Regions from separate parts of the Homo sapiens genome. Here regions 2, 3, 4, 5, 6 and 7 are each linked to region 1. A link is a contact called in ENCODE Hi-C or POLR2A ChIA-PET data. All regions are on one chromosome and are shown on one strand. Each heading gives the region's core, a stretch centred on a gene start or an enhancer-like site at or near the end of the contact. The rest is flanking DNA. Distances are from core to core; before and after follow the strand shown. Region 1 overlaps GRAMD2B (GRAM domain containing 2B). Region 2 has its middle 140 kb from the start of LINC01170. Region 3 overlaps ZNF608 (zinc finger protein 608). Region 4 overlaps ZNF608 (zinc finger protein 608). Region 5 holds the start of ZNF608 (zinc finger protein 608). Region 6 has its middle 170 kb from the start of ZNF608. Region 7 has its middle 260 kb from the start of ZNF608.

Region 1 (2,520 bases), core at 10-2,509:
TAAGCCGAGATCATGCCACACTGTGCTCCAAACTGGGCAACAGAGTGAGACTATTTTTTAAAAAAAAAAAAAATTATAAATGGGCTACTGTTTACTTGTCTTTGCCCTGCTTTGACCATATGCCTCTGGAGGGCAGGATCCTGGTCTTTTCACATCTCTGTATCCCCACAAAAAGGTTCAATTCATTTACCTTAAGGACTTCATGTTCCTTAAATCAGCTCTAAAGGCCAGGCTTTCTGATCTCTTTCTTTTTTTTTTTTTTTCTTTTTTTGAGACGGAGTCTTGCTCTGTCGCCCAGGCTGGAGTGCAGTGGCACGATCTCGGCTCACTGCAAGCTCCGCCTCCCGGGTTCACGCCATTCTCCTGCCTCAGCCTCCTGAGTAGCTGGGACTACAGGCGCCCGCCACCACGCCCGGCTAATTTTTTGTATTTTTTTAGTAGAGACGGGGTTTCACCGTGTTATCGAGGATGGTCTCAATCTTCTGACCTCATGATCTGCCCGCCTTGGCCTCCCAAAGTGCTGGGATTACAGGCGTGAGCCACTGCGCCCGGCCTAGGCTTTCTGATTTCTAGCCCAGGGCCCATTTTGGCTACACCAGACAGTATAAATAGCAATAGGAATGGATGTACTTCACTTGGAATTCCTGGGCTTGGGAAAACTGGCATGGGAAAGGCCAGGAGTTTTCTGCTGGGGTTTGGATCCTCTTCTGGAACAACCCCCCATAATTCAGTAGACTAAAGTACTGAGGGTGCTTTTGGTGAGGCAACCGCCTGCCCTTCCAATTCCTTCAGACAAAGATTAGACAGATGGATCCTGTGAAGGTTATGGCGAAAGAAGGAACATTTCCATCGAGGGAGCTTTACCATTTCTTCCCACGAAACTAGGTGAAAGGTAGTGGAGTCTGCCTAGTTACTGAGGCCAAATGATCTCATAATTACTGCTGGGAGGGGCCGTCATGCCTTAGTTTGCTTTACTTTGCTAGAGTGTAAAGGGTAATGCTTAGATATTAGATTCCAAGAAACGGAAAGGAAAGAGGATTGCTTTCCTTCATTTTATGCCTTCTTGGAAATGGAGAAGTTTCCAGGAGAAGAATCTGTATTCCATGGTCTGTGGCTTCCTAAGAGTAGCTCAAGTCCCAGTTTCTGGGAGTGGCATCTTCATAAGGATGTTTATCATATTTCAGTGTCTTAGTAAGGGCCCCAGTTTCCTCGCCTCCACACCAAATCCTCCTCCCTCAGCCTGTGTCACAGAGCTGCTCTCCGTCACACCTTACTCAAATTGAGAACACATAGGTTTTTTTTTTTTTTTTTTTTAATTTTTAAAAGCTTGGGGAATGTAAACATTTTCTACATGACTAATGAAGCTAGGCATTGTAGATAAGAGAAGCAGTGAATGTTTTAAAATCAGTCACGGTTACTGCTGGATTTTATTAGAAACACTCAGACTGGTCTAGTTTTGGGGGGTTAATATGAAATTTATAGCACAGCTGAGTAAATAAGGGTATCCACTTATTTTCAGAAATGATTTTTGAAGTTTAAACCACTTACTATGAACATTTTATAACATAGAAAACAGGTACAAAGTAGATAGAATAGTATAAACAAGGCAATCTTGTTTCATCTATATACCTGTAGCCCACCACTCCTACCTCCTACTGGTTTTGAGACAAATCCCAGACCACACTATCTTTTCATCTGTAACTATTGCAGTGTATAACTCTACAAGATAAAGATTCTTTGAAAAAATAAACACAATACCAATATCAAACCTTAAGGCTAAAAATTGTAATTGATTTTTAAAAAAATGAGTGAAATATGGCTGTTTTTCAGGGAAACTATTAGCACAATGTAGTAGTATTTAGGATTGGAGTGGACTAAAGCATCTCTAGGCACACTGTTGGGTATCTGGTTACCCAGTAGGGGACTTGGGAGAGTTCCTGTTCTCACACTAGTCCACATGGCTCTTGCTAGCACAGCAGTAGGAGCTGCCTACTTTGACATCACCAGGTACCAGGACCCCTTTTCTCTTGCCCTTCCTGCTCTGGCTATACTGGAGAGAGGAAGAAATGGAAATGCCATTCCCCAATCTCAACACCTGAGTCAGATTCGGCTCTCTTGAAGCTGAAGAAGAGAGATTCCCAATGACACGAATCAGCATGAAAGGAATTATGGTTGTGAACAGAATGTATCAAAGTGGGTGGTGTCCATGACTCTAGGTGGGATGATGGAGTCACTCTGCATCCTGTCTGTGCCTCAGGCTGCAGCTGCTTCTCTTTAATCTGCCCTCCCACCCCCTCCTCACCCCCCACTCCCCACCACATACCCAAGAGACAGTGAGAGAAACCTGAGCAGCAGCAGACATGGGGTGATGTGATATCCAGGCTGCCCACTTCCTCTGGCCCGTCAATACTTTGTGTCAGCAAGTCCTCAGGCTGTGCTGGCCCTCAAGATTGTCTGGATTTTTCATATGAAAAAAAGCTCAACATCACTGATCATTAGAGAAATACAAATCAAAACCAC
Region 2 (2,520 bases), core at 7-2,506, 1.9 Mb after region 1:
AGGCTGACTGGTCTTCTCACTGGCTGTGTTGGCTGGTTCAAGAGGTGCAGGATCTTTAGCTACTTCTGTTTGATCTGGGCCTGTTCCAGGGCTGGTTCCATATGGCAAGCTTATTTTGAGGAAATACACCAACCATATGATTTCACTGGGAAACTAGAGCCCCCATATTGTATTTCAAGATCTGCAGTACTACTGCTGAGAAAACATGCATTATGAAAGAAAACAGGATTTGGCGCCATTGTTTATATAAGTGATGCTTAGTAAAATCCATGTTAGAGGAATACCAATGTCATGGGCCATGTACAAATTTTTTGATGTTTTCCCTTCTGTGTATTTCATGGTCTTGCTTTTTGTTCCATTAAAAAAAGTCTAGGGCATATGAAAATGCTTAAGTAACCACACATTGCGGCCCGTGATGGCTTGGTTTTGATGAATGATGTGGGATTGCGCAGCTCATTGCAAAGTAATGCTTTTAACTTAAATCAAATCAGTTTTAAGTGAATATGTTTTGCACATTTATGCTCCAGAGTTTGAAAAAACTTTCTTCCTAGAAAACAGCACTTCTTCAGACACTCCCACCAGTGGGGGGTTGTGGGGGTCGCCTCTCTGGCTCAGTTAAGGAGAGTGTTTACTTGCTTTGTCTTCAAACTGCTACAAGTTTAGGGCCCACAGGGCTGCTGTCTTCTTAATGAAGCGGTTAATGATGTGTGAATTATAGATCCTGACAACCCCTTTAATAAAAACAACAGGACTGCATCCACAGTATAGTGTGGCTGCTAAGTAATGACAGACTGTCTGCTTAACATAATGCAGTGTCTTTAAGTAAAGCGCCATTCTTGCATGGCGGCATTGAAAATTCCTGGTCAGTGCAGAGAAGAACAAGTGTCCTGAAGAACACGTTGATGCACAGGACACTTCTCTTCCATTCAACTGGGGCTTGGAGTGCAGGAGCCAGAGAGGTTTTAGAGACATAGCAGAATCACGAACAAGCAGCTGTTTAATACTCTTTGCTTTGTCGCCTTTGCTTTCCTGTGAGGTGCCCCTGATAGCAAAGGGCTGTATGATGGATGTTTTAATAGTCTAAAAGTTGCCCTCTTCTCCCCCTCCTCCCCACTGGAGCACAGGAATGCTGGCTTTCCAGTTGATTTCAAAGAACTAATTGTCTGCTCTGAATACCTACTGATGCTTGGATAGGATAATATGCGCGCCTGGACTTAGCCAGACAAGCCGTGCAGAGGCCCAGCTGTGGAGCCAGGCACATTCTGGTTGCTGACCTGGACAGTCAGAATGCATGAAAGCCTGGCTTGTGAGGAGCTGAAACACAAACCCAAACCTAAACAAAGCCTTTTCTCTATTTAATTTGGTGGCCACTTTTAAGAAAAAGTGAATTCACTTTCAATCCCTCTATAGGCACTGAATGTGGATTCACAGGCCAAAGTCCAATCTCTTTATCATTATCCCTGGGATGAGAAAATCCAAGTCTGCCTTGTTTAGGCAGGGGTAGTTTTCCTTTAAACAGTTCAAGGAACTGTTTGTCTAACCCTCACCATTTGAGGTGACAGATAGCAAAGCAAAGCAAAGAGAATGGCATGCATTCACAAGCGCACACAAACCTTTCCGTTTGTTCCCAGAGCTCAGAGACCAGCCCAGCAACGAAATCACTGCACTGCTGAAAGGGCATTGCCATGCAAATGAGGCCCGGGGCACCCTGCTTGGCTTCAGAAAAGCCCTGCCTGCCCCGCTGGGAAAGGCTGCCTGATGGGACAGGGGCTCGCTATGCCTTCTTCTGAGGTTCTCTCAAGCTGGAAAAGCACCTCAAGGGGAAGGGCCAGGATGAGCCCAGGTGAAGCTGAGCTTTGGGGAAGGGGAGGGGAGGAGATTGAGTATCAGGCAAGTCATTGCAGTTAAAGGGTGACCAACTGTCCTGAAGACTGAGGGGAGATTTGGGATCCAGGATTTCTCAAACTGGGACAAGTTGGTCACCCTAGTTAAGAATGATTTGCTACCCCTAACTTTCTCAGCTAGAAGGCAAACAGGAATCATTGTCCATTGTGGAAACGATAAAATCCACCGTGAATCTTGTTAAAAGCTGGACATGGTTGCTCACGCCTGTAATCCCAGCCCTTTGGGAGGCCGAGGCAGAAGGATCACTTAAGGCCAGGAGTTCGAGACCAGACTGGGCAACATAGCAAGACCCTGTCTCTACAAAAATTTTAAGATTAGCTGGGTGTGGTGGTACACATCTGTAGTCCCAGTTACTCGGGAGATTGAGGTGGGAGGATTGCTTGAGCCCAGGAGGTCAAGGCTGCAGTGAGCTGTGTTTGTGCCATTGCACTCCAGCATGGATGACAAAGTAAGACCCTGTCTCAAAAAAAAAAAAAAAAGAAAAAAAAAAAAGCCGGGTGTGGGTGGCTCATGCCTGTAATCCTAATCCTAGCACTTTGGGAGGCTGAGGTGGGTGGATCACCTGAGGTCAGGAGTTCAAGACCAGCCTGGCCAACAGGACGAAACCCCATCTCT
Region 3 (2,520 bases), core at 6-2,505, 1.8 Mb after region 1:
AGTACAGTCAAGTAAGAAAGATTATCATGTTTTAAAATGCAGAGTAGAACAGCATTTTTCCATTGCTTTTGTTATTGCTTAAGGTTTCATTTTTTGTTGTCGTTGTATGTGGATTGGGTTTAGATGAACCAAAAACAAGTCTGTGTTCAGATTAACCTCTGGCAAACCAAGAATCGTAACTACCCTCCCATAAACAAACCCTGTTCCTAATGCCCTGAAAATAACACCAAACCCTAATAGGAATGCTCAACTGTCATCTGAGAGGTTATAATTAACGCAGATAGAGTGATGCCAACATATTCCAGCCGCTGACAGAGAAGATCTATCCAAACCAGCAATTTTTAGCCCTTCAGTCCTTTAATCTTTAAGCTCACTGTGCTTTCATAAAGTAGTACATTAACACCAGAGCAGTGTGTCTCTGGGGTTTATGACTGGGGTGGCGGCACACTAGGGCATAAAGTGTTTCATTACACTTCCTTTTGTTAGTACTGCCCTATCTCCCAAGCTCCATTGCCATACACTATTTGTTCAGATAAAGCCCTATGTTCAGGGTGACTAATCGCAGCACTGTGTTCCAGATGGTTTGATTACAGGATGTGTTTAAAGTGACTCTTCAAACATTCAGCCCAGCGGTAGGGCTCTTTAAAAAAAAAACATACTGCATTTTATGGTCATGTGACAACACTTACTTTTCCTGTCCTAGTGCTCTATATATACTTGGCACAGGTAATGGGAAAGTCCCTCTGATTTTTGGCTGGCAGGTATTTTATGAGCAACCTTAGTTGTACATTTTAAATTTTCCCAAATAATTATATTTGAAGAAGGATCTGTCTGAAGGTTATAAGCTCCGAGGCTGGAACAGCGAAGCTTGTGCTATACAAGATTCAGCCTTTACAAAGTACCAGTATTGAATACCACAGAGTGACGACAACATAATAATGGGGGGAGGGAGTCCTGAACAAAGAAATGGTGATAAATCATACCTTGCACAATAGTCACGTTGTGTAAAAATGGAGGGTAATATGATATCTGAAATATATGAATTTTATCCTGTACTCATGAAATCAGCATATTGTGACATTTTGTCACCAATGTTTCACTAGAAAAAAATATATAAAAGGAAAGAAATGTGTAAACTTTCTTTTTTAAAGGCATATGGCATGAATGGGTTACCATTTGGTGTTATTCGAATGAGGTTTCTGTTTTCTGCCTGGATGCACATCAAATGCATCCAGATGTGGTAGTCTGAGAGAGTTCAAAAAAACTTCTGTCTGATTCCAAACTCAGCATTTGCGATGCTTGGCAAAGACTTCTGTCCCGGGGATGAGGCACTTTAAAGACTCTGAAGCAGTCTTTAAACTCAATACAAACAGAATTATGTCAATCCACTGGGAAATCAGGCATTTGCCCCGTTCTTGAGGAAACAGCTTCACAAATACCAGAAATAATAATTCATAAACCACATTTATAACATCTTGGGAGCAAAGCCTCTCCACAGAGAATGTCTATCATCTATAAAACTAGTGGGAGATTATGCTTATTGAAAAAGTATGGTAGTAATAAAAGGAAGTCACTGAGTAGGATTCAGTCTAGACTCTCTCTCTCGTCAGTCCTCGTGTAGTTAGTTCCTAGGTGTTTAATGAATTCTCACTATTAGGTAGCCACTGTGCCGCCAGGGGTTGTGGGTGCAGACACTGCTCCTATTTTCAAGGAGTGTCATCTAGTTGGAAGAGTTAGGCATACTGTGTATACAAGCAGAGTAAAATATTATGGGGGCCATGTATTACGGTAGGACAAATAGCCTTAAGTTCAGACCTGGGAAGTTCTCCTTGTCATTCAGGGTCCCAGATGAAGGAGACTCTGCCACCTTTATCCTGAGGACTTCGAGATCACAATAGCCATTTCCATTGCAGCCAGACAGAAAGGGATGAGAGGTTCTTATGGGCCAGGCCTGGAAGTGGCCCACATTCATCAGTTCTCTCACTTGCTTTCTGTAGGACTCAGTCACATGGCTGCATCGGACTGATAGGGAGGCTGAGAAGGAGTCTAGTTGTGAGCTCAGAAAGGGGAGGGAAACATGGCTCGTACGTTTCCATCAGGGCAAGAACTGTGTATGCAGTGCTGTGGGGATCCAGGAGAGAATGGCTGTCTTTTGGCAGTGTGCCTGGTATGCGTGTGTCTAGGGCAAGGATTCACAGAAGTGAGAACCTTTGCATTTGTCTCCATTTGCTTCTAATTCATTAGGAACTTTAACTTTCCCTAGGGATTTGGACTAAGGCATCTTCAAGGTTTCTTTTAGGGGAATTAAAAATGTGACATGAAGAACGGTTGAAGAAACTTGTCTAGGCTGGAGAGTAAAGAAGACATAGAGGCTGGGTGTGGTGGGTCACACTGTAATCCCAGCATTTTGGGAGGCTGACGGGGGAGGATTGCTTGAGGCCAGGAGTTCAAGACCACCCTGGGCAACATACTGAGAGCCCATCTCATTAAAAAAAAATAGGAAAAAGACAGTGAGCAGGA
Region 4 (2,520 bases), core at 9-2,508, 1.7 Mb after region 1:
TTCCCCCTCTGGTTGTTGGTGATCCCGGGATTGAGGGGTTAATAGCAGGATCGGTGTGGATATTTTTGGCAATAGACGTGAGAAAGCTGTGGCAAGCTTCCCTGTCAGGGTTTAGACCTGATCCCAGGTAAAGGAGGGAATCTCTCTGCCTTCTGGAGGCTTGCTTCTCGGCAGTCCTGGGTTTCGCCTTCTCCTTCTACCTGGCAGCAGAGCCACCTGAATGTCTCTTTGTTGGGTCTGGGTGGAGCAGGAGTGCTCGAGGGAGCACTCTCCAGCCCTACCCTGGCCACCTATCCTCACTGGCTGTCGGTTTCCTGGTACTGAAAGCATCACTGACCAACACAGTGAAATGCCCCAGTGATGAAAAGCTGTCCCCACCAACACTCCAGCTTTGGATCCTTCCTTGCCCATCAGCACTCAGGAAGCCCTTGAAAGAAGGTGAACGGAGAAAATATTGCCAGGGTTTCCCTGCAGATTGCCCGCCCCCAACCCAGCCCTCTGATTACACACACTAAGTGCCGCTCTCTGTGTAAATAACCTTTTCTTCCCTGCCTCCCTTCAGCCTCCCTGCTCCCCCTCCCATGCTCTTAGGCTCTCTCGCGTGATAAATAGCCAGGCTACTGCTCAGCATGCACTAACACCTGGGAATAATCATGCAAAAATAACAGTGAGAGACTGCCGCGCGTCTGTTCTTGACATTAACTTTCCTCGGTTTGACAGGCTGCCACCACCAGCTGTTAGACTTATGGGTCTTTTTTTTCCAGTGGAGATGGCTGCTTTCCTGCTTTCCTCTTTTTTTGGGTTCTAATAGGTTACATCAGTGTCCTATCAAGATGACAGAAAAGAGCTTTGACAAAGAAACCATTGCTAAAACAGGCCAGTTCTCTATTCTGATATTTTATTCCAGTTGTTAGTATTATTAGACTAATAATCCCCCACTGATTTTTAAATGAGGAATATCTGATTAGAACTATATTAGTGTTTCTCCCCTCAGAAAGGGATTTGTTGTTGCCTCTTGTGAATTGCCTTTGAATGTAGCAAATACTAGCATTTGGTCCCATAGGGCCAAACCACCTATCGATTTCAGGTCTCAGATATATTTGTAATAATGATACTAATATTGACAATAGCAATAGCCCCTGTTTATTGAGTGCTACCTTCTACCAGGCCCTGAGCTAAAGTTATTTGTATGATCTTCTGTAGTAGTCACATGAGCCAGATGTTATTTCCGTTTTACAGATGAAGGCACTGATTCCCCAGAGCGATCAAACTACTTGCTTAAGGTTTTGTAGCTAACAGTAGAGCTGGATTCCAACCCCCAGTGAAGACAGATCCCTGCCCCACCCTGTCTTCCATTAACACGCTACTTTTTGCTCTCAGGCCACCATGAAAGTTCCTTTGGTTGTAGTTCTACAATTATCCTTGTAATTTTGCTATATTTGTATGATTATCTGACCAGTGTCACAGTCTTGCCCACTACACAGTCAGTCCAGAAGGGCAGGGACCTGGTCTGTTTGGGCCACTCTTGTTCTAGCAGGTTGCACGGTGCCTGGCAAATGGCAGGTGTGTAGTAATTATTGGGTGGATGTGTGATAAGAGTTGAGGTGAGCTGACTGTTAGGGCAGCAGTGCATGAGAAAAAGCTGCAACTAGAGATTAGGAGGAGGAGATTCTGTAGTAGTACGGGACTCATCAGGGCCTTCATGGTGATCCCATCATTGCCATAAAATTGTAAAATGGAGGTGGGTTAAGCCAGTTGACTGCTGCCAGATGTCAGTGTATGAAAGAAGCAGTATTTCCCCAGGCTGAGCTTCTCAAGGTTAAGCCCCCTTTCTTGTATTTTTAACATACTTTAATTGCACTTAACCATGCATTTGGAGGGGATTATAGATTTATGTTAAATATAGTAGGATATAAAAAGGAGCTTTGGAAGGTTGGGTGCAGGGTTAGGGAACTATAATATCAGACCAGGGACTTTTAAGCCAGTGTTTACTGACCTAAGCACTATGCTGAGCATTCACTTTGCACGGATTATCTCACTGAGTCTTCACTGCAACGCTTGTGGGGGTAATTGTTATTATTACTCCCATTTCTTAGAACTAGACACTGAGTCTTAGAGAAGAGAAGCGCGGTAACTTGCTCAGGGTTCCACACAGCAAGTACTGACAGGGTCAGCATTTGAACCCAATTCTGTCTGCTAACAGAACCAGAGGTTCAAGTCCTGGTATGCTGCCTCCTCACTGGAGGGAGTCCTTGTGGAAACTGTTGCCACCCTCTGCCTTAATGACCTTCATTGGCTGAAGAAATTATGGTTCAGTGTATGGATCACTGACCTGAGAAACCAGGGTGCAGTGGAGTTGATCTTTTGTATAAGGCAAAAATAACTACTGAAAATGCTTTAAAATCCTCCTTTACATATGATACATGTGACTTCACGTTTGACACTGAGATACACAAGAGAACTGAAACCTTTTGGGGGGAAATTCTTACCTAGCAGAAAGAATTGGCCACACTCTTTGAA
Region 5 (2,520 bases), core at 6-2,505, 1.7 Mb after region 1:
ATGAAGTGGGGGTCCCTAAAATCCAAGTAGCTCGGAGATACCCTTCTCCCTCCCCCAGGCGTCCCCGTCCCTGGCCCCTTGGGAAAGCCGACAAATTGGAGATAAGTTGAGGAAAGGTTTATAAAGTGTTTCTTTAAAACATCTGCTTTGCTCTTGTGCTCATTACATTTCGCTCCTTCCGAACTTCGGAGATCCTAGATCTCCGAGAAATGTTTCACATTCATAACTTGTAGCTTCGCCCACTGCGGGGGGGCGGGGGGAGGAGGTTGGGGGAGTGTGTGCAGGGGGAGGGGAGAGACTTTCAGCTTTTTTTTTTTTAAAGACCAGATCAGTATTTTCTTGATACGCTTGTCACCATTTTTGTTCTCACGACAACCAATTGAGCCCTTGATCCTCACGTGATGTGAAAGGCTTGCACTGTAACAAAATCGCTCCTTTTAGATGGTTGGTTGTTACTAACTCGCCCATCCCCCTCTCCCAGCCCCGACATTTCCAGCAAAGCGACTCTCCACTTCCAATCCATCAACAATTCATTACTGCTTTTAGCTTCCAAACGCCAGCTAATTAAAAATACTAAGCCAAGCTCCGGGGCCATCTGACTAAACACAGGAGGGGCTGGGCGAAGGGAGAGGAGAGAAAAAATAAATAAAAGGGAGACACACCGTTTGCTGCGAGTATAAGAGGGAAAAACTCCCGAAAAGGGTCGCCTTAAAAAAAAAAAAAAAGAAAACAAAAACCTTATTTTGACTCTAATTATCGAATTACCACATGACTGGCTGACCTGAGCGACAGAGGATTCCACTCCCCTCGGGAGCTATACTAGGAACTCAGTTCCTTTTTCTTAAAACAACATAAGACAGGAAAACATCACATCCTTTAGGTTTCGAAGACTGAGCCCATTTTAAACGCCGTTATTTTCCCCACCCCACCGCCCCAAGCCCCCCGCCCCCCGCCCCGAGCGAATGCTGTTATAACTGGTTTATCAGCTCACTGAATCATCTGCTGTCTCCTCCTCCACACCTTTCTTTTTCTCCTCTTGCCCAGTTTCTCATCCCACCCTTTCTTCTCCTCCTCCTCCCTCTACTCCCCCCCTCCTTTTCTCTTAAGTTAGTTCAAGAAATCAAATCTGTCAGGACGGGCGGAAAAATGCCACTTCCCGACTAACAGGCGGAATCCAGCCCAGATTTTCAGTCCTTTCTTCTTATTCTTTCTTCCCTTTCACTAATTTATCCCGATGTTAGCACATTCTGTCTCGTTACTAGCGGACGCCTGTAGGTTTGCTACATGGGATCATTACTGATCACGGTGACTCTGAAGTCTGGAACTGAAGGCGGAATGAGAAGTTGGGAAAACTTTTTTCTCTAAACTCTCTGTTTTTTAAAAAACTATTATTCTCGATGCTTGTTAAGAGGAAAAAAAAACCTTTGGTGCTTCTGTTGTGAATGTGAAACATTATTTTCCAGCTGTACAGTGACACATTTTTTTTAAGGAGAAAAGGACTGATTCGTTTGCCAAAAGGGGGGTGGGGAGGTGGAATAATGTTATCGAGTGATTATTCTGGCTGAGATGTGTTATTTGGTTTCTTCCTTCTTGATCATTTGGTGTTTAAGTAAAATGAGGCACAGGCTTGTTTGCCGAGTGGAGTGGGAAAGGCATTTTGATTTGCTGGCCTAATTAAAAAATGATAAAGGATTAAAAGGTAAGCAATGTCTGTGTGTGTGTATGTGTGTGTGTATGTATATTTATTTATTTTTTTCTTGACAATCAACTGTTAAAAAGGGGCTGATCCCTTTAAAAACCGTTTTAACTGCTCTTTGTCAAACACACTCATTTGCGGTCATTGAGGCCACCTTGGCGCAGATCACTTAAAGTGTATGTCTTAATCAGTTTTCTGTACAGTCAGTAGCACCGTATTTAAGAGAGTGAGCAATTCTCTGACCTAGGAATATGGTAGAATTGTTTAAATGTATTTTTTTCTCAAAAGGCAGGTATTTAACTTTTTATATAACACTGTCTTTTCTAGAGAGAAATGCTCTTAAAAGACATGCATATTTCAAAAAAGAAATTGTAGAAGCTGTTTGGGAAAAGAGGATAGGAGGGAGGTATGTGTGTGTGTTGGGGGCAGTTATTGGTTGTTTTTTCTGTTCCTTACTAGGAACAAAAAACAGATTGCCCAGACAATTTGTAAAAAGAAGTACTGAAACCTAAATTAGAAATAAGGAAAATTTAGCAACATTCTATTCTGAAAACTAGCCTCAGAACTTCCAGGGTCTGGTCTTCTAAATTGCAAGATCTAGGACATGTTTAGGGATGTTTAAAGCTGTGTTCTTCCTTCTTGTCTGAGTGTTCAGGCTGTGTTTCTGGGGTTGAGATATCACATGTGCCAGACTGAAATCCTAAACTTTAAAAAAGAACACAAAAACCTTTCTGGACTTGAATCAGATCCTTAAGATAATTTAATGCTTTTAAAAAGGTGATTATCCTTGTGTTGTTGATAAAGGGATTTTCTTTTTAGCTACC
Region 6 (2,520 bases), core at 15-2,514, 1.5 Mb after region 1:
GGCATGACTAAATGTGTGATTTACACGTTTCAGAGAAACATTCCCACACTTGAATGCTGTAGCATGACAAAGGAAAGGGAGGGGCTGAGAGAGAGGTGTTGAACCTATTGTAGACATTTTAATTTACAATTCTCTTTTTATGGGCTTTAAAAAGATGAATGACTTGCACTCACTTATCAGTTTATGTTTCATTTCTCAGTTCTTTCTAATAAGTACTGGTCTGCATGTAAGTGCCTTTGGCTCACTCATTTGAGGCTGACCCTTTTGAAGACATAGATATTCTAACATACTAAGAAGAAAAGGAAGATGAATTCCAATGTATATCCAGTGTGCAAAGAACTCTTCTGTGAACAACATAAAGGCCAAAATACATGGCTTACCTTTACTTTGAATATGTCAAATGATGCGGGATGTTTTGTGGAAATATACATCCTGTGTTTTTCCCCGAGGTCATCTAGTTACAATCTGATGTTTTGTTGCTTTAGCTAATCTGGTAAATCCTAACAATGCTTTCATTATCTATTTTAATGGTGGCATCTTAGTATAAAATTAACTTTCCTTTCAGACAAGCAAGATATGCCTGTGGCACCTACTGAATTCGTCAATATCCAGTCACAGGATGTATGAATGTAACTTGAAGATACAGAATCAGTCACTTACAAGAGTAGTTTAAGTTAAATCATGATACAGGAAAAACAGGTTATCACATCCAGACGAGTGCCACTGGGCCAAATTCTTAGAAAATGCATTTACCTTGTATTTGAAGAGATTCCAAACTTTGAAAAATTAATACATCAGTAAACCAAATAGAAATGTAGCCTCTTTATAATACAAGCGTCTTTCCCTGGGTGTCATTCATGTAATTTCAGTTTACTGTGAGCACTCCGGCTGCAGCTGGGGTCACTTGGTCTGGGGAAGAACCGTATCTGGGTCAGTGTATGTAGTTTTGTCTCTAGCGGCGACTATGGTCTCGTTTCAAAGTGAATACATTCATCTGGATCAACAATGCCCTGGGGAATAAACGCTTAAATGTATTCAACCTTAGGAAGAGCTGAAAACATCAATACCTTCATAAAGCCACTTTGATTTGTATTGACTATGGTTGTGCTGCTAATTCATATACATCATTGTTTACTTCACAGAGCTTTTAACATGACTTTTGATTTATAGAAAAAAGTGATTCAATTTCTACCAAGAAGTGGTGAGCTCAGACCTCCCCCAGATTCTTACTTTCTCTCTGATGTGACAAAATTGAAAGAGGAACTATCTTGTCACAGCATAAATAAATTGCTGTCAAACAGCTTATGTGCACTTTTCTTTTAACTTTCATGGTCACAGGTAATAGCAAAGTAGAACGTCCAGATTAAGGGGAATCAATTATCTAAGCATGTTATTAATGTGTTCACAGCAAAAACCATTGATTAACACTGGAGCAAAGACTGTGAGCTAGATGCACTTTCTACTTAGAAGATCTGTGTTAGGCAAAGAAGAAAATTCAACGTACACAGCCATATTCTGCCATTTGTTTAGTGACAAGCCCTAAAAGGTTTTGTTTACAGAAACCACTTGGGCAGACTGCAAAGCTCCACAAATAATGGAACCTGCCTTTAGTAAGAGTTTTAGTTTTGTTTATTTGTTTGATGCTATGTCAAATGGAGAGGAAAAATTCTTTTCTAGCAGCTTATTTATTTCTAAGCCATGAAAATAAATGGCTTTAAAACAAGCTAAATGGACTGAAGTGACTAGAACTGGATTTTGTGGTTTATTGATTAGTTCCCAAACTTATATGAGAATTGAAATATCTTGGATTTTCATGTGTTGAAGTCTTATCCAGAAGTGCAGTAGAGCAAAGATGTTCATTTTGTCAAGAAAAATGTTCGTTGCTCAAGAAGTTGCAGGAAAATAATATTTAAGCAGACACAGAATTGAGAATATAAGAAGACAAAATGAGAATATGATAGCTGGTGTCACTTCTTGGCTATGCATAGACCTGAAAGCACAACATATCTATGGCCCAAGAAAAATTCACAGTTCTGATGCAGACAAACTTAGAAAGCCTCGAGACAGCCCAGACTCGTCAGCATCTCACAGTTAATTAAAGAAGTGAGTGAAGGCATCAAGGCTTGCTCCCTTCTGCCTGAATAATTCACTGCCTGTATCCATTATTAAAACCCGTTACTTCACCACAATGATTCCCAGCTCGAGATGGATTGGTCTCAAAACCGGGAGATAAATTGTAACAAGGCCTACAGCTATATTAATAAATTGAAATGAACATTTATTTGCTCATCTAATTAGAACTGTAGTTTTTCCAAATAGTGTAGTAATGCATTACCTTGACAGGCAGCACTACCTACCTTGTGTGAGATAAAATGAACAGGAGGGCTTTGCCCCAGATTTGGGGTTTCTCTGCATAAAAAGTTCTTTGGTCGCTGCTGTTCCTTTTAAACCATTCATTCTGCCACTATGCTCTGCTGATTCTATCTCTCCAGGATTGATGGGAGCTTAGCTTTTGAGGTA
Region 7 (2,520 bases), core at 11-2,510, 1.4 Mb after region 1:
ATATAAAACATGACAAACCTTGTAATATATAACCTATATAATATATAACCTTGGAATATATAACCTATATTTTATATAATATTATAATATAAAATAGATATCACATAATTTTCCTACCAACTTAATTAGGCCTCCCAAAAGGATTACCTTAAATACACCAAAATGTGATTTGTTGATCATACTTGGGAGAACAGTTTTAAAACTCCCCGTATTGCCTTGGGCTTTCTTTGGATTTCTTGGGTCTGATTTTCACAATAAGTTACAATAGATATGCTGATGGGGGCCCGTGGAATAGGGAGCATCACTGGACAGATCCAGGCTAAGGAAAGCTTGCATTGCAAGTGGGTGATGCTGAACAACTCTCAGGGGGAAAAACAAGAAGAAAGCTAGAGAGGTTCACCAACTATAATTAGCTCCATTAAATCCCTTTAACTGAATTTCTAACATGCTGTTTAAAGAATGGAAACATTTATGGGAAAAGGTAGCACACCCCTTTTTGGTCACTGTTATTGGATGTAAAAAGCAAACTACATTTACAGGTCCCATGGCTATCAAATCTATTTTCTCAAAACAAAGTTTTCTTAGCATTGTTTGTTATCCAGGAAATTTCACAGCTTTAAGGGACCCAGACTTCAAAGTCAAGGAAGTGAATTTGGGGCATGGAAGACTGGGGGCACCGAGTGAAATTACCCATCAGCATTAAAAAATTACTAGATTTTTTTTTCTGGTCATTTGTTGACCGCAGAGTCAGAATAGCTACATATAATTTTGAAAGCATGCATGTATCTTTTTAAAGACGCATAGATATATTCATTCGCTTTATCATTTCATAAAAAATCTGGCCGATCAGACGAATACTGTTTATCAGTTGTTGATGGAAAGAACCTTCCTTTGCTAAACATTGTGTAGGAACAGCAGCATGACCCTTGGGTCATGGGATAACACTTGTGCACTCATGCTCACAGGGGCCTTTTTTTGTAAGTGGCACCTGCTGTGAGGCTCTCCTTATAAATACTGACTGCCTGCAGCAAATCACATATGTTTTAGGCACTAGAAAAACCGACAGGAAGTAATCACTAAACGAAAGACAGAAACAGTAAGGGGTATGTGGGGGGAGGGGGAGAAAAAAAGCCTCCAGTAACTGTTTGGGGGATGTTTGGAGGAATTAATTTAAAGTGTAGAGTATAAGTAGCCTTGCTGTGCTGCTCAATTTGGCCCAGACCTCAGCTCAGCTTAGCTGAGAAGGCACAGGGCATCTAAGGAGGATGGGACGTCGTTACCTAATATGAGTGGGGGCATCAGGCTGGAAAATCCCTTTCATTAGTTTTGGTAGTTTGAAGTCCTTAACAATTTTAGTTGTTCTTGTTATTTTGTGGCATTTGGGTTTTTCCATTGAACACCTTCCCCATGATTTTAAGTGTGAAAATAAATGCTTTTATTGTGGTGCAAACCTTCCTTATTAGCCAAAGACCACTTCCCTTTATGCTTCCAGGGGACTGCCCCCACCACCTGGTGTACTGAACGTTGGATGTTAAAAAAAAATCATGCTTGAGTTTATCTTGTTTTTACACCAGTTTATTTTGAGTGTATTTCAAAGCCATATAATAACATTATTTTATAGACTTCCAATTAAGTGCTAACAAAGAAAATATTTGTCTACTCTCCATTCCCCCAACAATTTCTGGACCTCATTTCAAAGAGATGCATGTTACCTGAATGTTAATTGCTTTTTTTTTTTCCCAGAGAAACCAAAGCATGTTGTTTGTTTTCAGAGGAGTATTTATATTTAATATGTTTACATTGAAGTCACATTTGCTCTCTTCCTTAAATGACTTCTCTAATAACTATTTTTAGCTTACAATCACATTAACAATCTGCCCCTAAAGAATTCCTCAGTCTTATTTTTTATAATTTTTATTTTAATATTTGACAGTTTCTTTGTAAAAAGGAAAGAGCATTTGAAATAATATTGGGTATTTTGCCAAGTCTGTCAAAGGAGTAACACTTCCACTTTCTCAGCTCCGTCTCATTAAAATTGTATTCTAATTCTGTCTTAACTTGGTCTCGGTGCTTCATAAGTCATTGCCTGCTCATTACTTGTAGTGTGGGAGATGAAATTTATTCAAACCTAATAGCTGAGATAAAGAATGGAAAGGCAGGCAGCTGGCAGAAATGAAATTAGCCTATTTTAGTACTTTTCCGGCTGGATTTTTGCACAGCCACCAGTTATGCCATGTGTCAGTTTGCATTTGTGACACTATCTATGTTTAGTTTATAGATTTCCGTTAGTATGATACTCTTAAAATGAAAATACAGGAGATTCTCCCCTTCCCCCCCCCACCCCGCCTTTTTTTTTTTTTTTTTTTTTTTTGTCTTTGGCATTGAAATGTCACTGAGTATCTGAGTTGATAAACGGGAAAACATGATTTTCTATAGTTTTCTATAATTATAGAATCATTAAAATTGCCCAAGAAAGATTAATTGTTTCATTGTGTTACAATTCATATTGGTATGTCTTAC

The links. Hi-C counts contacts between places; a loop is a spot of excess contacts on that map. ChIA-PET counts read pairs that join two places held with the same protein, here RNA polymerase II (POLR2A). Pooled maps may share reads with other maps.
Region 2: a loop to region 1 is called in a pooled map, with 12 times the contacts of the local background. The contact joins two enhancer-like sites. A Hi-C loop is called at or near these places in 1 of 37 single-sample maps with no recorded cell type and 6 of 50 pooled maps. POLR2A ChIA-PET finds 5 or more read pairs at or near these places in 1 of 52 experiments (activated CD4-positive, alpha-beta T cell).
Region 3: a loop to region 1 is called in a map with no recorded cell type, with 5 times the contacts of the local background. The contact joins two enhancer-like sites. A Hi-C loop is called at or near these places in 5 of 37 single-sample maps with no recorded cell type and 8 of 50 pooled maps. POLR2A ChIA-PET finds 5 or more read pairs at or near these places in 1 of 52 experiments (activated CD4-positive, alpha-beta T cell).
Region 4: a map with no recorded cell type shows a loop between it and region 1 (5-fold over the local background). The contact joins two enhancer-like sites. A Hi-C loop is called at or near these places in 2 of 37 single-sample maps with no recorded cell type and 2 of 50 pooled maps.
Region 5: a loop to region 1 is called in a pooled map, with 4 times the contacts of the local background. The contact joins the promoter of ZNF608 here to the enhancer-like site in region 1. A Hi-C loop is called at or near these places in 3 of 37 single-sample maps with no recorded cell type and 3 of 50 pooled maps.
Region 6: a loop to region 1 is called in a pooled map, with 3 times the contacts of the local background. The contact joins two enhancer-like sites. A Hi-C loop is called at or near these places in 3 of 37 single-sample maps with no recorded cell type and 6 of 50 pooled maps.
Region 7: a loop to region 1 is called in a map with no recorded cell type, with 4 times the contacts of the local background. The contact joins two enhancer-like sites. A Hi-C loop is called at or near these places in 3 of 37 single-sample maps with no recorded cell type and 2 of 50 pooled maps.

Annotation. Positions count from the first base shown.
Region 1 is chr5:126,445,415-126,447,934 of GRCh38, reverse strand. All of the region lies in intron 1 of GRAMD2B (GRAM domain containing 2B), which reads right to left. Among named protein-coding and RNA genes, the nearest start is that of GRAMD2B, 23 kb to the right of the region's middle. RefSeq lists an enhancer at 1,910-2,520. Within about 2 kb of position 1,259, at least 10 of the 41 ENCODE cell types and tissues checked have a DNase peak (open chromatin) inside an H3K27ac peak, as active enhancers do.
Region 2 is chr5:124,580,352-124,582,871 of GRCh38, reverse strand. No RefSeq gene overlaps it. Among named protein-coding and RNA genes, the nearest start is that of LINC01170, 140 kb to the right of the region's middle. Within about 2 kb of position 1,256, at least 4 of the 41 ENCODE cell types and tissues checked have a DNase peak (open chromatin) inside an H3K27ac peak, as active enhancers do.
Region 3 is chr5:124,654,171-124,656,690 of GRCh38, reverse strand. The region is part of intron 3 of ZNF608 (zinc finger protein 608); the gene reads left to right. Among named protein-coding and RNA genes, the nearest start is that of ZNF608, 91 kb to the left of the region's middle. Within about 2 kb of position 1,255, at least 19 of the 41 ENCODE cell types and tissues checked have a DNase peak (open chromatin) inside an H3K27ac peak, as active enhancers do.
Region 4 is chr5:124,704,974-124,707,493 of GRCh38, reverse strand. The region is part of intron 2 of ZNF608 (zinc finger protein 608); the gene reads left to right. Among named protein-coding and RNA genes, the nearest start is that of ZNF608, 40 kb to the left of the region's middle. Within about 2 kb of position 1,258, at least 9 of the 41 ENCODE cell types and tissues checked have a DNase peak (open chromatin) inside an H3K27ac peak, as active enhancers do.
Region 5 is chr5:124,745,374-124,747,893 of GRCh38, reverse strand. It overlaps ZNF608 (zinc finger protein 608), which reads left to right and starts at 1,255. Exons shown (of 10, transcript NM_020747.3): 1 at 1,255-1,699. RefSeq lists enhancers at 1-15, 143-322, 16-1,014.
Region 6 is chr5:124,919,960-124,922,479 of GRCh38, reverse strand. No RefSeq gene overlaps it. Among named protein-coding and RNA genes, the nearest start is that of ZNF608, 170 kb to the right of the region's middle. RefSeq lists an enhancer at 975-1,064. Within about 2 kb of position 1,264, at least 3 of the 41 ENCODE cell types and tissues checked have a DNase peak (open chromatin) inside an H3K27ac peak, as active enhancers do.
Region 7 is chr5:125,005,056-125,007,575 of GRCh38, reverse strand. No RefSeq gene overlaps it. Among named protein-coding and RNA genes, the nearest start is that of ZNF608, 260 kb to the right of the region's middle. RefSeq lists a silencer at 955-1,004. Within about 2 kb of position 1,260, at least 3 of the 41 ENCODE cell types and tissues checked have a DNase peak (open chromatin) inside an H3K27ac peak, as active enhancers do.